Regions from separate parts of the Mus musculus genome. Here region 1 is linked to region 2. A link is a loop called in an ENCODE intact Hi-C map of the cell type or tissue named here. Cell type or tissue: left cerebral cortex. All regions are shown on one strand. Each heading gives the region's core, and the rest is flanking DNA. Links, peaks and the distances in the headings are about the cores only. Region 1 has its middle 45 kb from the start of Msl3. Region 2 overlaps Arhgap6 (Rho GTPase activating protein 6).

Region 1 (5,383 bases), core at 213-5,212, 580 kb before region 2:
TATGTGGCAGGCAAGATGCAAGCAGCCAAAACATGTTTTCTCCACAGAGGCCTATAAACAAATAATATCCAGTTGTAATGAGTAATACAAAGTAAACTCACTTTCATCTACTAACCTGGGAGGGTCGTGAAAACAAAATCCCAAAGCAGTTGTGTGCTTTTGAAGAAACCGATCTCAAGGCTCTTGTCTTGTTTCCTTGGAGTTTTTTTAACAAGCACTCAGAAATCTCCTCACGTGACTGCACACTTGGACTATGTTCTGACCATAGAGAAAAAGGAATGTAAAAATGAAAACAAGTGGAAGGTACTGGAGAGTCTCTCTTGGCCTCTGCTGGGTGACCTGGGGGAAAGAGACTATAGTTTCCAGGACTTAACCTTGAAAGAGATGACATTCAAAGGAAGTCAGAGCAAGATGTAGTCTGAGGCTACTAAAGCCACTGACTGTTGTTTTGAATGTTCAATAATGAAACAAGGGTAATTTTGGTTTCCCTGTGACATAAACTCATGTCCCTGTTATCAACTAATGTTAAACTAATAGCACAAATTTATTTTTTCTAATTAATATTTCACGAAAAAACTCTCATTGATTTCTTTTTAAAAAACAAATAATAATATTTAAAACTGTGTGTTTGCATCAGAGGACAAATTGGATTGTTGGTCCCTGCCTTCTACATCACTTAAGGTGGGACTTCATTTTTGCCACTGCATATGCCAGACTAGCTAAGCGGTGAGTCACTGCAGATTCTCCTGTCTCTCTCGCCCAAGTCACTACAGGAGTACTGGGATTACAGATGCATGCTACCGTGTCTGACTTTCATGTAGCTTTTGGGATCTGAACTCAGGTCCTCATGCTTGCAATTTGTCTATTAAGCTGTTTCCTCAGCCTCCAAACGAGCCATTTTTCTTTTCTTTTCTTTTTTTTTTTGACATAATAGTTGCTGCACATTATGCATTTTGATCATTTTCTCCCACAATTCTAGATCACATCCCACTTCCTCTACCCAGGAACCTCTTCTTCCCAACAAGTGCCCCTACAATAGAATAGTCTTAATTCAGACAAGGAACTGGTACGTAGAGAGCAGACAGGAGAGATATTATCCAAATAAAAAATAACATAATCACCCAAGAATGAGAAGATACTCAATGTACATAGAAATTTATTATGTATCCCCATTATTTATTATAAAAATAGATAATAAATTATCATGTAAGAGTTTATGTTTTGATTTTTCAGTTATGTTTAGCAATGCATGACTATCTCTGTTCTATAGTTTGATCTTTTCTTTAGAACTCTCTCAGTTCACAATTCTCTCTATAACTCTGTCTATTCTGTTATTTAACTCCCTTGATAACTGCTCTGCTTGAATGCTCAAATCTGATTATTTGATTACTTTTGTGCTTTGTTATTAGTCATGACATTTGATTTCCTTTATGCTTTCTAAACTTTGTGAGTTCATCTTTAGAAATGACTCTATAAGGTTCCTTTGTACAGCCTACTTTTTGCTTTCAGGGTCACTTGTCATAGATCTATAGGGTTCAACTTTCGTCAATAAGATAATTGTTTATATTCACAGATATCCACATTAATTTTTGCAGAGACAAAGAGAAGCTGCCCAGTTGACAGAGCAGTGCAATTCTATCACAATCATCCTAAAGGATGACGAGGAAAAGGGCTTTTCATTTAGGTTAAACAAGGGTCTACCAACCATGTCTTACTGGACACCTCCCATATCTTGTCTGCTTTTCAAGGCCTATAACCTAAGAAGGCTTTTTACATTTTTAAATGGTTTCCATTTTCAATTATGTGAATGTATTTGTGTGTGTGTGAAGTGGGTATGTGCATGGGAGTGCAGTGCCTGTGGAGCCCAGAAGCTGGAATTAGCAGGAGGATGTAAACTTCCCTATGTGTGTGCTGGTAACTGAACTCTGGTCCACTTCCCTTAACTAGCATCCTCCTTAGGCCCTGAGCTTTGACATTTTCAAGTGCTTGAAACAAGTATGAACATTCTGTGACATGTGACAATGGCATGAAATAAAAACTTCACTATCTATAAACAAAGATTTCCTGGAGAACACCATGTCGCATTGTATACATGTAACTCTAGTCCTCCAGAAGCCATGTTTAGTAATTCAACAAAGACCATATGGCTCACGAAGTCTAAAGTGTTTACTATCTGGCCTTTGAAGAAATATTTTGCTGGATCATTTGATTGCAATCATTACTGGTTTGAAGATGAGAGTACGCTCCTTAGATGTCTGTTAAAATTCTCTGCTGGTATAAGAATCAGAATGTGAAAGATCAAATTGAACACTGTGAATATTATCAACCCTTTGAAATATCACAAGGACTTAAAAACCCCCTGTCCTCCCAGAAAAATATGCCATTTCCCAGCATGACCACCAGATGGAGACTCTCCTGTCTGTTTAATGGTATCAGCATTCTACTTAGGGAAATACTTTGTGAGTAATTAAAATAAAAACAAAAACAAAAAACCTCTCAGGAATATGCATGTGGAGATGAGCTAGATCATACCAAACTCAGAAGAGTTTTCGTGAGAAAACAGGGTAAGGCTGAAAGTTTAGCTTTGGTGGGACTGAAACCTTCCCTGGTGTAAGCAATCTATGCTTAGTCTCAAAATATAACATTCAAAGAAGAATATACTTCCCCGCAGGAAGATACTAAACTGTAGTGGTAGAGAACTATTTTTTAAATATCTCCTTGACAGTTAGTTTTTAAACTAAATTACATTTTTTATTTTGTTTCTCCTTTTTGTATGGGGGCTGTCTGTGTATGACACAACATCTTATGTGGGGTCAGAGAATGACTCGGGCGGAGGCAGGAGTTGGTTCTTTCTTTCCAACATGTGGGTCCACAGGATCAAACCGAGGTCTTCAGGCTTGGCAGCAAGGGCCTTTATCCACGAATCCATCTCCTTGGCCCAATACTTCATCACATAAAAGGAACACTATATTTGGCTCTGTTGTAGGTGCCATAGTTTCAATATGAGATGAGCATATTGATCAAAGAAACATGTGCTAGGAGCTTGGTGGGCAGGGTGCCACCTTCTCATGGAATGATGTGGTTATTTCAGAACTGAGCTCCTTCCCATGTGGATAGGTTAGTGTAAAGCCAGTTCAGTTATCTCACTTCCTGTCTAATTCACCGCTCAATCTGGGCCTCTCAGGTATGTTCCCACCTTTGTGATGACATCTGCATGAGGTTCTCACTGGAGCCAAGACACATCCCTGTAACACTTTAGAGCAGTGCTTCTCAACCTCACTAATGCTGCGACCATTTAATAAAGTTCCTCATGTTCTAGTGGCCCTCAGCAATACAATTATTTTGTTGCTACTTCATAACTGTAGTTTTTGCTACTCTTAGGAATCATAATGTAAATATCAGATATGCAACTCCCAAAGGGATTGTGACCCGCAGGTTGCAACTGCTGCTCTATTTATTTTTATTTTATGTGCATTGGTGTTTTGCCTGCATGTATATTGTGTAAGAGTGTTAGATCTCCCGAAACTGGAATTACAGACAGTTGGGACCTGCCACCTGGGTATTAGAAACTGAACTCTGGTCCCTTGGAAGAACATCCAGTGCTTTTAACTGCTGAACCATCTCTCCAGCCCTTTTACAATTTATCTTTATTTTAGAGAACAGCTCCTCTAGGTCCTTAAGAAATAGGCTAAACATCTTTCCTTTATCCAGTATTCAACTGGAGATATTTATTTATTTATTTATTTATTTATTAGATATTTTCTTTATATACATTTTAAATGCTATCCTGAAAGTTCCCTATACCCTCCCTACTCCCTGCTCTCCAACCCACCCACTCCCGCTTCTTGGCCCTGGCATTCCCCTGTATTGGGGCATATAAAGTTTGCAATACCAAGGGGCCTCTCTTCCCAGTAATGGCCGACCAGGCCATCTTCTGCTACATATGCAGCTAGAGACATGAGCTCTGGGGGTACTGGTTAGTTCATATTGTTGTTCCACTTATAGGGTTGCAGACCCGTTCAGCTTCTTGAGTGCTTTCTTTAGCTTCTCCATTGGGGGCCCTGTGTTCCATCTTATAGATGACTGTGAGCATCCACTTCTGTATTTGCCAGGCACTGGCATAGCCTCATACGAGGCAGCTATAACAGGGTCCCTTCAGCAAAATCTTTCTGGCATATGAAATAGTGTCAGGGTTTGGTGGCTTATTATGGGATGGATCCCTGGGTGGGGTAGTTTCTGGATAGTCCATCCTTTCATCTTAGCTCCAAACTTTGTCTCTGTAACTCCTTTCATGGGTATTTTGTTCCCAATTCTAAGGAGGAATGAAATATCCACCCATTGGTTTTCCCTCTTCTTGATTTTCTTGTGTTTTGCAAATTTTATCTTGGGTATTATAAGTTTCTGGGCTAATATCCACTTGTCAGTGAGTGCATATCTAATGACTTCTTTTGTGATTGGGTTACCTTACTAAGGATGATATCCTCCAGATACATCCATTTGTCCAGGAGTTTCATAAATCCATTGTTTTTAATAGCTGAGTAGTACTCCATTGTATAAATGTACCACATTTTCTGTATCCACTCCTCTGTTGAGGGGCATCTGGGTTCTTTCCAGCTTCTGGCTATTATAAATAAGGCTACTATGAACATAGTGGAGCATGTGTTCTTATTACCCAACTGGAGGTATTTTTGTTATAGCATCTTGAAATAAATTAAAAGGACAGATATTCTGAAGATAGAAACTTACAATTATTGATGTTAGGTGATGTCTTCTGTCTGGGCCTGACTGGAAGGAGAGCTGATTGATCAAATTACCAAGTTTAATTAGATCCAAGGAAATTGGGGGCCTACTTCATGGGCAGCTGCTCTGATATGTGGGTAAGAGTGCAGTAAGCCCTGTCTCCAATTCCAGAAAGTGCAGTCAAGGTTCCATGCAAATGAAATGAGCCTCAGACAGAACTCTCTCAGGAATATTGTGGCTAGAACATAGTTTGGAGAAGTGTTAGATGTAATGAAGGGTTCTGTGATGAGATGCCAAGTGCAAAAGAAACAGGAGCCATCCTAAAGATGCTAAACTTAAAAGTAGAATTGGCTTAGGTTGAGTCATGTTGGGTTAATCTAGAGCCTGAGAGTTGAAATGTCTTTTAATTTTTCATTATAACAAAGGATCTTGCAATGGTCCTGTTCCTTAATTCACTGACTTCAAAAAAATGCATTTTCCAAAAGCTACATAACCCCTCATGATATAGGTAAGTGTAGAGATTTCCATCCAAGCACCTTCTCCATTCTTAGCATAACACTTGTTTTCTTCTGCAGCACTGAGAACAGAAGCCAGGACTTTGTGCATGCTAGGCAAGCACTCTACCACTGAGTGATATCCCCAG
Region 2 (5,383 bases), core at 303-5,302:
AAGGAGGCTAAATCCAAACTATGAATTGTTTCAGATGGGCTCATGAATTGGGCAATGACTTAGACTCTTCCATACAATAAGGCTATGGTTTCCCAACACTAGACATATAACCATGACTTAGTCTTATGGGGTAGAACTAAGACATTTCCATTAATGACTGGAAAGAAAATGTCACCTAAGAAGGGGAAACTACTAAAATCAGCCCAATAATCAGATCCGTGGCCCTTGTGCTTCTGAATCTAATACAGTCATTTCTTTCAGTGTTCATAATAAACCTCTCTCCAGAAGAGCCGCATCCCACAACAATAGGCAACTACCCATTTGTATGAATTTGTGTCTCCCTACCTAGAATTAAGAAGAAGATTTTTGCCTTTAATTAGATATGGTGGTGAGTTTCCTCACCCATTTCCAGCAGAAGCTGTTAGCTTTTTCTTGATTTTATTTCCTTCAAATTCACTGGCAGCAAATTCATGTCTGGAAAATCATCCCCATGGCTGTCCTTTGGCTCCTGCCTATAAGATTGTGTGATATCAGTTCAAAGACGAGGCAAGCAAAGATCTTAGTTATTCTATGTGGGTAGGAAATATCCTCATCAAAAGAGCTAGAGTCCAGGCTGCCTCTGACAGGCATGGCATATCACAAATGCCAGGACGTTTTCCCCTGGGTACTAATCCTTGCTGGAAACCTGAGATAAAGCTAGGGCCCCAATGAATCCACTTCCTTCATTTTGCATGCCAAAATCCATTTGGCTGGGAGAGGATTGCTCTGTGTATGTTTACCTTCTTTGAAACCACAAAGGATTTGTTTTGAAAACTGCAACAAATGGAAACCAAAGACCAGTAAAGAGAAGCAAATTGGGTAAGGGTGTGGGGAGGCAGAAGCACATTGTGAAACATTTAATCAACCTTTGATCATTTCCCTTTAAGATGTCAGGGTCACTGTTTTGAGGAAGGTAGAAAATAAAGATGTTTCCAGGTAAGACTTTGCCCAGTCCTGACATTCCTGGTATTCTCATTTTCCTGCTTCATTTACATTTTCTGTTATTTCTGTTGCTATGACAACTCATAAGTATGGATGCTAATGGTATGTGAGATAATGCTATAGTTTACACAGCAAAACAATGCCTTGCAACTTCATGTTCTATGTATTTACATACACTCGGGTCTTTAATAAACTAATTTATTTACCAGTTTAGCCACCTCTTCATACATAGATATTTCCACCCGTAGCACCATTGTCTTCATCACAGGAAGTATAAATTAATTTGCTAAGTGTACAGAGGGAAAAGAAAAGTTTACCCCAAAGCAACAATGAACTGTAAGTTGGGTTTATTATTTTAGGGGGAGACTTTTATTTTTATTCCTTTATTAATCATTTTATTTGTTTACATTTCAAATGTTATCTGCCTTTCTGGTCTTTCCTCCACATATCTCCCACCCCTCCCCCTCCCCTTTGCCCACACACCTACTTCTACCTCAACCCTCTAGCATCCCCCCTCTCTGGGGCATCAAGCCTCCACAGGACCAAGCACCTCCCCTCCCACTGATGCCAGATAAGGCAGTCCCCTGATACATATGTAGCAGGAGCCATGGACTGCCAATGTATACGTTTTAGTTGGTGGTTCAGTCCCTGGGAGCTCTGAGGGGTCTGGTTAGTTGATACTGTTGTTCTTCCTATGGGGCTCCCCTTCAGCTCCTTCAGTCCTTCCTCTAACTTTTCCACTGGGGTCTCTAGGTTCAGTGCAGTGGTTGGCTGTGAGCATCTGTATGTCTTAGGTGCTGGTAGAGCCTCTCAGAGGACAGCCACACCAGGCTCTTATCTGCAAGCACATCTTGGCAATAGCAATAGTATTGGGGTTTGGTGTTTTCAAATGGAATGGATCACACAGTAGGGCAGTCTCTGGATGGCCTTTCCTACAGCCTCTGCTCCATTTTAGTCCCCAAATTTCCTTTAACTCAGAATTGTCCCTGTCTAGTCTAGATTAGTTTTAATTCAGAAGACTGAGGAAGGAAAAAAAAAAGTCATCGTTTTCTTTTCCTTGCTTAATAGTGACCCCCGCCCCCAAGGCTTTCACCTTTAAATATAATCAGGCATCAGTCCATGAGGCACTCCAGCAATGCAAGGTGGTGACAGGGATCCATCTGTATTTACGTCCTGTTTTCGTTAAACCTCTTAGGTTTTACTCCTCTCTGCCAGTGGGCAGCATTGTGGAACACAGGCATGTGTGGGTTCATCTCCCTTCCAGTTGACCCATGCTTTATGACATTTGTGTGGATTTACTGCTCTCTGCTGGTTTAACACTGGCAACTACAGCAGAACTTGATTTTCTCCTCTGTCACATCCTTCACCAGCTGCCACGTCTTGTTACATTTGTTGTGTTTTCCTGCCATCTTGTGATCATTTTATGGAAAATGCTTTCGCATTACTGGTAAGGATGTGTTTGTTGGACCATTGCTCAAAAGGTCTTTTTATTTCAGCCTCCATGTCCATGTCTTCGAAATATTCCATTGGCAATTGTGTAATATCTGAATCTGATCATACTTACACACCTGTATTATCTTATGCCAGGAGCCCTGACATACTTCAGACGGAAGTTTCCTTTTCCATGGGAGGGAGGCATTCATCTACAGATTCCAACAAAGCCTCCAGTGGAGACATCTCCCCTTATGACAACAACTCCCCAGTATTGTCTGAGCGCTCCCTGCTGGCTATGCAAGAGGACAGGGCCCGGGGGGGCTCGGAGAAGCTTTATAAAGTGCCAGAGCAGTATACACTGGTGGGCCACTTGTCATCGCCAAAGTCAAAGTCAAGAGAAAGTTCTCCTGGACCAAGGCTTGGAAAAGGTAACTGAAGCCTGGCTGGGACAGCCCAATTGCTTAATCACCTGCCTGTGGATGCAACATGGGTGGGCCATATTGGACCTTCTTCATCAGGCCCTTGTTTATTGTTTCTGCAATTCGAAGAACATTTACTGAGTATCTGCTAAATACAAAAGATGGGAGGAAGGGATGGTAACCCCAAGGCATTGACTCAGAAGGTCCTTTCAACCTCTGATTCTCAAATACCTGTGAATTGAGTGTATGCCCCAAACAGCAACTCATTTTCCCAAATGACCTTTTAAGGTATCCAGAGGGTTTGCATTGCTTAGTTGCTAGTCTAAGATGTCACTCAATTTTTCATAAAGCAAAGGTGCTTAATCTACCATATAACAATGCAATGTACCAAAACCAGACAATGTCAGCATCCAGGGACAAAAAGCACTAGCCTGGGTATCACAATGATGTTATGCCAATTCCAGCTATCAGGATGTCAAAGGAATAACTAAGTTCCACAGAGGCCCATGGACTCCTGATGGGATAACTAAGAACGGTATGAATGTTCCATGTATTGGCTCATCAGTGAATCTACAAGTAGTCATTATTGCAACACTTACCATGGAATACATCCTGGCTAATCTGTGTCATGTACTCTTGTAGGCACTTCTGGTCTCTTCTTACTTTGAATGTCTTAGTCTGCCTTATGATCTTCTGATACCCTCTAAGGCAGTTATTCTCTACCTGTTGGGAGAAGGGAGGAGAAAGAAACTGCTGGTGGCAGTAGGGCAGTGTCCCCGAGGGAAGTTCAGAATCCAGAAGTATTGTCTTTCTCTGTGTTCCTGTAGCTGGAGTCCATGTGGGCATTACCAGCTGTCCCCTTGTGTGAGTGTCCTACTACTGTTATCACTCACAATGGAAGCAACACACAGGTTAGCGCTCTTGTGGTTTGGGAAGTCAGAAATCAGATGGGTGCCTTCTGTTCTAGAGGATCTAGGGGACAATACATTGCAGGGCCTTCCGAGCTCCTGCAGGCCTAGTGCCATGGCTGTTTCTTTCATGTCTGAAGCTACCAACAGAACAGCATCTTTTCTTTTGCCTCCCTCCTGCCCTTTGGATGATATCAGAACTATCTGGGTCCTTGAGGAGAGTCACTTAACCTCCAGAACCAGGGGCATACGCAAAGTTCATCCTTTGAAGTTCTGAATTCTTGGGGTCATGACACACATTTACTGTATATTAATTCTGTTTCTCAGAAACGTGTTATAGAAAGAGCACTTTTGGTCTATCTCCAATCCAACAAATTTCTTGAAGAACACATCCAAATAGTATTGTTTTGCCTCTAGTAAACCTTGAATACTATATTTTATGCCAAAGAAATGTAATGATATTTATTGGTTTCATTCTTAACGATCTCTGTTGTGAACCCCTTTATCTGTCTTTCCTAGAAATGTCAGAGGAGCCTTTCAATATCTGGGGAACTTGGCATTCAACATTAAAAAGTGGATCCAAAGACCCAGGAATGACAGGTGAAATGCCATTTTTAAAATTATTTGCCTTACCTTTAAAAACATATTTTCCCTCTCTCTTCCTTGCTGTTGTATAAGGTAGCTGCTTGTCAACCATTGTTCAGAAAAGACTGAAAAGAGAAGAAGGGGACAGCAGTTCTTTGGGCTTTCATCCTCAATATTAGACAGCAGTTCACTGCTGCTCTTTCCCTAAAGCCTCGGTTACATGGCAGTTTATGTGGCTTGGCAGCTAATCTAAGCCTGTGAGAATCTAGGTATGTGTCTAGAGTGGCCACATAAATGGTTCTACTATCAGAGAGAACTGCCATCACTGTTGCTAGGGAAATTTTCTTTTCAGGTAGTTAATAGCTGAGAGCATGCTGTACAGTTTCAGCTACAGAAGGAAGTATTAACAAAAGAAAAAAAGAGAGAAAAGAACAAGCAGCGAATCCCCAAGGCACTTGTCCAAACTAACCCCAGACCTTGCCTTTCCGGTTCCAGGCTCTTATGGCGACATTTTTGAAAGCAGCTCCCTCCGACCGAGGCCTTGTTCTCTTTCTCAAGGGAACCTTTCCCTGAACTGGCCTCGGTGTCAAGGGAGCCCGACAGGGCTGGACAGTGGCACTCAGGTAATTCGGAGGACTCAGACGGCGGCCACCGTGGAGCAGTGCAGTGTCCACCTTCCGGTGTCACGTGTCTGCAGCACTCCCCACATCCAGGACGGCAGCAGGGGGACCAGGCGGCCTGCAGCCAGCTCTGATCCATTTTTGTCCCTAAACAGCACAGAAGATCTAGCTGAGGGCAAGGAGGATGTTGCCTGGCTGCAAAGCCAGGCCCGACCTGTGTACCAGAGACCTCAGGAGAGTGGAAAAGATGACAGGCGCCCCCCTCCTCCTTACCCGGGGTCAGGGAAGCCTGCCACAACCTCTGCCCAGCTGCCACTAGAGCCTCCCCTGTGGAGGCTCCAGAGGCATGAAGAAGGTTCAGAAACAGCTGTGGAAGGAGGCCAGCAGGCCTCAGGGGAGCATCAGACCAGGCCAAAAAAACTGAGCAGCGCCTACT

Evidence for each region. Hi-C counts contacts between places; a loop is a spot of excess contacts. Peaks named below come from ENCODE experiments on the same cell type or tissue, not always from the same donor. Only the 100,000 strongest peaks of a DNase experiment are listed, where the experiment ranks them.
Region 1: a loop joins it to region 2, with 3 times the contacts of the local background. A loop is called at or near these places in 4 of 42 quality-filtered maps.

What each region holds. Positions count from the first base shown.
Region 1 is chrX:168,715,769-168,721,151 of GRCm38, forward strand. No RefSeq gene overlaps it. Among named protein-coding and RNA genes, the nearest start is that of Msl3, 45 kb to the left of the region's middle. In left cerebral cortex, for the core only: a CTCF peak has its summit at 2,410 (motif pointing right); a DNase peak (open chromatin) is centred at 2,414.
Region 2 is chrX:169,297,495-169,302,877 of GRCm38, forward strand. It overlaps Arhgap6 (Rho GTPase activating protein 6), which reads left to right. Exons shown (of 13, transcript NM_009707.4): 11 at 2,569-2,843; 12 at 4,262-4,342; 13 at 4,823-5,383. Among named protein-coding and RNA genes, the nearest start is that of Hccs, 20 kb to the right of the region's middle. In left cerebral cortex, for the core only: a CTCF peak has its summit at 2,302 (motif pointing left); a DNase peak (open chromatin) is centred at 2,299.